Regions from separate parts of the Homo sapiens genome. Here region 1 is linked to region 2. Evidence: read pairs that join two places in POLR2A ChIA-PET (ENCODE). Cell type or tissue: Panc1. All regions are shown on one strand. Each heading gives the region's core, and the rest is flanking DNA. Links, peaks and the distances in the headings are about the cores only. Region 1 has its middle 350 kb from the start of LINC01090. Region 2 holds the start of MIR561 (microRNA 561).

Region 1 (2,921 bases), core at 284-2,783, 360 kb before region 2:
GGAATATGATGCACTTTTTCTCCAGAGTCTGAGGGTCAGAGAAGTTCCAGTGATTCAGGATGCATTCAGGAGGAGTAAAGGCTGAAAATGATTGGTAACCCAACTGGAAGAGAGGGGAAAAGGCATCCCTTAGTTCCTCTCTCTTCCAGTGAAAACCCAGGGTTTGTGAGAAGAGAAAAAAAGGTCCCCTATTTTCTTTCCTTTCCTTCCCAAGTCCTGGCATCCACGAAAGGCTCCACCCATATAGCAGGGAGGCCTAGTGGGTAGGGATATTCTCACTTACCTATGCTGCCCTATCCTCACACTGTTGGTAACCTGTGGGTTCCCTAGTCCTTGTCTATGCCATGGATGTGAGCGAGTTCTCCACCCATGAAGTGGGAAGACCTAATTGGCAGGGATAGTCATATTCACCTGCATTGTGCCTTGGTCTTCCACTGTAACTACCTTTGGGTGCCTCAGATCTAGTTTTCCTTTTTAGGGCTTCAAACCAAAGCTTGGAATCAAATTTAGGACAAAAAGGTGCCTCAGGAGGGTGTATGGACCCATTAAATTAGTCCCATGTCGCCCTCACAAAATTGCAGTCAGCAACCATCAGGGCAGCTTCTCCACTGCTTCCCTATCATAAGCAGAATGCTAACATGAAGCTGTGGAACCAGGTTCTCCTCAAATAAGGGAGAAAGAGGGAGTCTCAGGAATTGGGGACCTGGCCTAATAAGATGCCTCCCGAAAGGAAAAAAAAATCAATCTTTGCATGGAAAAAATCCTGGTATTTTCAGGATTATGTTGGCTCCTGCCATGGTGGAAAACAAAAATAAAAACAAAAAAAACTTAAATTCAGGGGACAGAGGGGTGCCTGGGGGAAGTAGCCTCTTGCCCCATGCTAATAAATTTCTTCAAGAGAGGAAAGAAAGCTTTCAATCATTACATCCTTCTTGCTTCTAAGAATAGATAGAAACCACACTGTTCTGGATTACACTCCTGATGACTATACTATCTCTCTGGTTTGCAACAACACCCTTAACATTGTATATTAAAAAAAGATAGGAGCCATGACAGCCACGAAAGAAAGATAATGTGACAGGAAAGAATGCAAGTCCTAGCGCTCACACCCTACTGGGCTGTTGGAGACTGCAGCTGGTCTTGGGGCTTTCAGGCAACACCAACGTGTGGCCTCAGCTAGATGCCATCAGTTGCCCCAGGACCTTACTCCAATCTGACGCTATGGCTAGACATCCGTGAATGGAAACTGGATTGGAAAAAAGCCAACATTCCCAACACCTGAGAGTGATGGGGGATTAACAGTGTCCTCCTGGGCAAGCCTGTCCTCCCTGTCTTCAGTCCAGCAGCCACGCTAGTCAGTGTTATCTGGCCAACAGAGGCCGATGTTTTTCTTTCATTCTGGTTATTGTGGACTTTCGGGACTCTGAAAAGAAGGACAGAAAGCAGCAAGTTCACTTTTATTCAGTCTTCTGCAGATCCCAGATGAGGCCCCAGAAATGTCACAGGATCCTTTAGGTGTCACTTTGCCAGCCAGAAACCTTTGTGACCGGTGGCACCTCTGCTTGAGTTTCATTCACACCCACTGGGCTCATTCCACCCACTTGGCTCAGCAGGCTGTGCTTGGCTCATGCTACTGACTTGGATCCTATGCCCACCGAGCGCAAGCCAGGCATGGAGTGATGAAGGGTGTGTGAGCAAGTGAGTGTGTTGTCCAGCCACTGTGCATAGCCAAGTGAGCTGGCTGCTGTGGTGGGGTGGACAGCTCCAGGTGCCATCACAGGTGCTGGCTCCATGCGAGGCTGTGGCTGAACCAGGCATACCATAAACAGCTTCCAATGCAGGTGCTGGAGTGTGGATGAGGAACATGACATCACCTGAAAACTCAGAGATGTCAGCAACTGCAGAGCTCCAAGGGGTGGGGGGGTGCACGCTACAACTCTCTCAATCCTGTTGCCAGCAGCTCAGCAAGTGGGGGTGGAGTGGCATGTTTCAGCTCATTCAGTCCTGCTGCCTTGCTCCGGCTTAGTTTCCAGGCTGGCCTGGCCCCGCTGCCACTTCCCATCACATGGGGAAGCCACTCGATGCCAGCGGTGGGCAGGGGGGCTATAGTGTTACAGCTCTGGCTCAGGAAATCCTGAGAAGGGCTGCCACTCTTCACTCCTGCTGTCTGGCAAACAGGAGTGTGTCACAGTTCACAGCTTGGCAAGCCAGCCAAAAACATGTTACAGCCCTTTCCGTGCCTGCCACTCAGTGAGCCCTGACTTCTTGTCTCACATCCGGGAAGAATGAGGTTAAATGGACAACTGGAGAGTGAGCAAGATGGAGAAGAGTTTTATTAAGCAGCAAAACAGCTCTTAGTAGGGAGGAGACCCAAGTGGGTGGCTCCCACCTGCAGATGCGGAGTCCTGATGTGTAGCTGAGTCCCAGGTGTTTATGGACTCAGAATGAAGGAAGTGCATCCTGATTGATCAATGGGAGGGCCTGGAAAAAGCACCATTTAATTGGTGGAAAGGCAAAAATCTCACTCCAGGTGGTGGATTTCACCTGGAACTGAGAGCGTGGTTTTCGGGCTTCAGGTTCTTTGGTTTGAAGGTTCAGTTTCACCAGGGACCCGCCCCAATCTACCTAGGAATTTGTCTGCCTCCTGCCCCTATCATATATGTATGTATACCCACATGCACATATGCACCCACATTTCACCACAGAACTAAATTAAAAGTTTATAACATATGGCGTTTGTAAATATAAAATAATTTAAACTGAAAAATGAAATCACCTTGATCAAAGTAATAATGGGTGAGAAATTACCTGAAATTATTTCATCAACTATTTTTAAATATTTGTAGTTATGAGGACAATATGGCCACAAGTACAGTAAATGATTAAAATAACTCTTAATATAAGACCAGGCTGTTTGAATG
Region 2 (2,921 bases), core at 332-2,831:
ATAATGCTTGAGAAGCTGAAATATATTTATGACATACAAACAGACTTTCTTTTCTTAATGGCCACAACAATTTCCTTAAGAATTTGGAGGATAGATTTTGGAGCCATTCATTAATAAATCCAGCCAATGTTTGTTGCATGCATATCATGCATCATCGGGCCTGTATTCCAATCAGCACCGAACTTCTCAGCTCTGTGATTTCTGTGCATGTTATTTTACTTCTTAAACATTTTTCCAACATATCATTTATTGCCTATGTTTCTGTCTATAATTTATGAGCCTGTTCATTGTTGATTCATTATGATCATTGTGAAATATTTACTTTTTAGTGTGACATGTCAATTAGTAAAATATACTACATATTTTTATGGTTCATTGTACTGTGCTACAGTCATGGATGTTTAACTTAACTCTTTTTCGGGTGAACAGATCAACTTATTAGAGAAAACAGAATAAGTATAGATAAATTGTTTAAAGGATAAAGTCTTTTGCTAAAATACCTAGTCATAGCTTTTATTTTTAGACTTTATATTATAATTAATAGTGAATCTGTAAAAAGCACGTGTATATGGGATATAGTAGTTGGGTTGAAACTTACACTATGGGTATCCTTGAACAAGTGGCTGTTTGAGGATATATTAGGGTAATTTTAATATAAAATGTCAAATTTTACCTTTCATTTTAAATTAGAAATCCTTAAAATTCTTATTTCCATTGATGAATGGTAGGTGATTTTAATTTAAATTTTACTTAGCAGAGTGATGTATTTGTGATTCAATTCGCGATATTGCAATTTGTTTTCTAAAACCTCTAAAGAATAAAAAAAGTTATTTTATTTCAGTATAATAATGAATTCAAAGATAGTTACAGAAGCTAACTGCATAACTGCCATGAGCCCTGGTCCCTAAACGTATTAGAGGCTGGTGGATCTAATATTGTTTGCCTTAATGCATTTAGAGATCAGGAAACTTAAGCTTTTTCCCATAAGAGCATAAAATATACTCAGATTGGAAGAGGAAAAAATGGTATAACTTTGAATGGAGAAATCGCTTCACTTTCAAATACTGGGGATATGAAATTGAAATCAGGCCTTTATTTTTAAAGAGAATGGCTAAAAGTCATTGTTCCAGAGTAAGACTTAGAAAACAATGCTTATACTGTTTTCAGGCCCTTGTTATTTGCGAGTTTTTTGTTTGTTTTATGCCTAAGAAATGTTTTCAGCCACTCTAATGATGCTTACCATGCATGATTGTCATCAGAGGACAGTTAATTGACTCAAATATTGTGTGGGATAGTAAGTGTCAATTTTCTGTTTACATTGAAATGGTATAGTTATGGCGAATTTGAAATTAGTTTTGTCTTTCAGTGTAGTATACTTAAAAATAGTTTTGAAAAGGCTGCCCTAATTTGCACACATAATATGAATAAGTAAGTTAACTTATATAGAAATTAAGATTTTCAGTATATTTTGTGCTAAATTGCAAAGATTAATATGGCTTTTTAAAGGAAGTTTTGAATAGCCTTGTATGTATTTTCTAGGATGCAACTAAGAGAGTGCATCTAGATATCAATACCTGCCTTTATTTCATGTTTGTTTTTTGCTATTAACATTATATAAATGTACCTATACATCAGCTGTATCATATACCTCCTGATGAAGAAGTTCAGAATAGACCTTAGAAACTTCCATATTTTGGGGGACTACTTTCTCTCTGTCTCTCTGTCTCTGTCGTTCTCTCTCTCTTTGTCTGTCTCTCTCTCTGTCTCCATTTCTTTCTCCCTTTCTGTGTGTGCATACTTATGATACATATATATTCTTTGATGTTTCTCTATTTGTGCTATAGTTTTTCTGTAGGGAAAAATAGCTTCAGTTAATTGATATTTTTGAGCCCAATTTTAACAACTAATTAAAAATGTTTCCCAGATAAGTATTGCTAGAAATCCTAGAAATCCTTTTTTTTTTCTTTTTTCCAAATTCTAAAAGTGTTTTTAGACTTCTATTTATACCTCCGAAAGAAGAGAAAAATAGTTGGCAAGATCTTCTACCTACATTCTTTGTTGTAGGCTCTAATGATGGCATACTCATGGAAGCCCTTTCTACTCTTCTTAAGTAGAACACAAGCACATGTACAGTTAACTACTGTAAGAAGGTAAATTCACTACTTAGAAGTTAGATACTACTGATAAGTTTATCAGGTATTGTGAAGTGAGAATTTTATACAAATGTAGTGTTTTCCTGGTATGGTACAGCTTTTTCTTAATATTAGGTGTTACAGTTGATCCATTTCTTGAAACTTCATCCACCAGTCCTCCAGGAACATCAAGGATCTTAAACTTTGCCAGAGCTACAAAGGCAAAGTTTAAGATCCTTGAAGTTCCTGGGGGAACCATGGATGGCTATCCTTATTTCTATAAGAGAGGAGACTGAATACTGTGGGCTCAGTCTTCAGTCTACCCTCTTATAGAAATAAAGACAATCATTTCAGAGCATACATAATCTACTGACTGAATCATTAATGATTTGCCTGTTTATAGCTGTATAATATTTCATGAGGTGATAACTATTGTTCTCATTTGGTTTGTATTTAAATTAGATAATATCAATTTTAAATATAATTTTAGCCAAAAAAAATCAAACAGAACATTTGTAGTATGGTAGCAAACGTGCAAATTTGGGATAAAAAATTGAAATAAGAGAATAAATGTGATTTTAGCTTCTCAATTTTTTTCATAGCCATTTATAACCATCAAGAGATACCATGTTTTAAGTAAAATTTTAATAGCAAATAGGTTCATTTACCCAGATTTCAACCTAGGTGAATTAAAACATAGGGTTATAAGTACTAATGAGAGTTTTAAGAAACAGTATTTTGTAAAGTATCTTTGAAGGTCAAACTACATGTTATGCTCTGTAATTTATT

What was found. ChIA-PET counts read pairs that join two places held together with the same protein. Peaks named below come from ENCODE experiments on the same cell type or tissue, not always from the same donor. Only the 100,000 strongest peaks of a DNase experiment are listed, where the experiment ranks them.
Region 1: POLR2A ChIA-PET joins it to region 2 with 5 read pairs; 2 of 35 experiments call an interaction of 5 or more read pairs at or near these places.

The regions. Positions count from the first base shown.
Region 1 is chr2:187,933,269-187,936,189 of GRCh38, forward strand. No RefSeq gene overlaps it. Among named protein-coding and RNA genes, the nearest start is that of LINC01090, 350 kb to the right of the region's middle. In Panc1, for the core only: no CTCF peak of the experiment used is centred there; no DNase peak of the experiment used is centred there.
Region 2 is chr2:188,295,198-188,298,118 of GRCh38, forward strand. All of the region lies in intron 1 of GULP1 (GULP PTB domain containing engulfment adaptor 1), which reads left to right. MIR561 (microRNA 561) reads left to right here and starts at 2,295; the gene lies at 2,295-2,391. In Panc1, for the core only: no CTCF peak of the experiment used is centred there; no DNase peak of the experiment used is centred there; H3K4me3 peaks cover 835 bases; H3K27ac peaks cover 2,500 bases.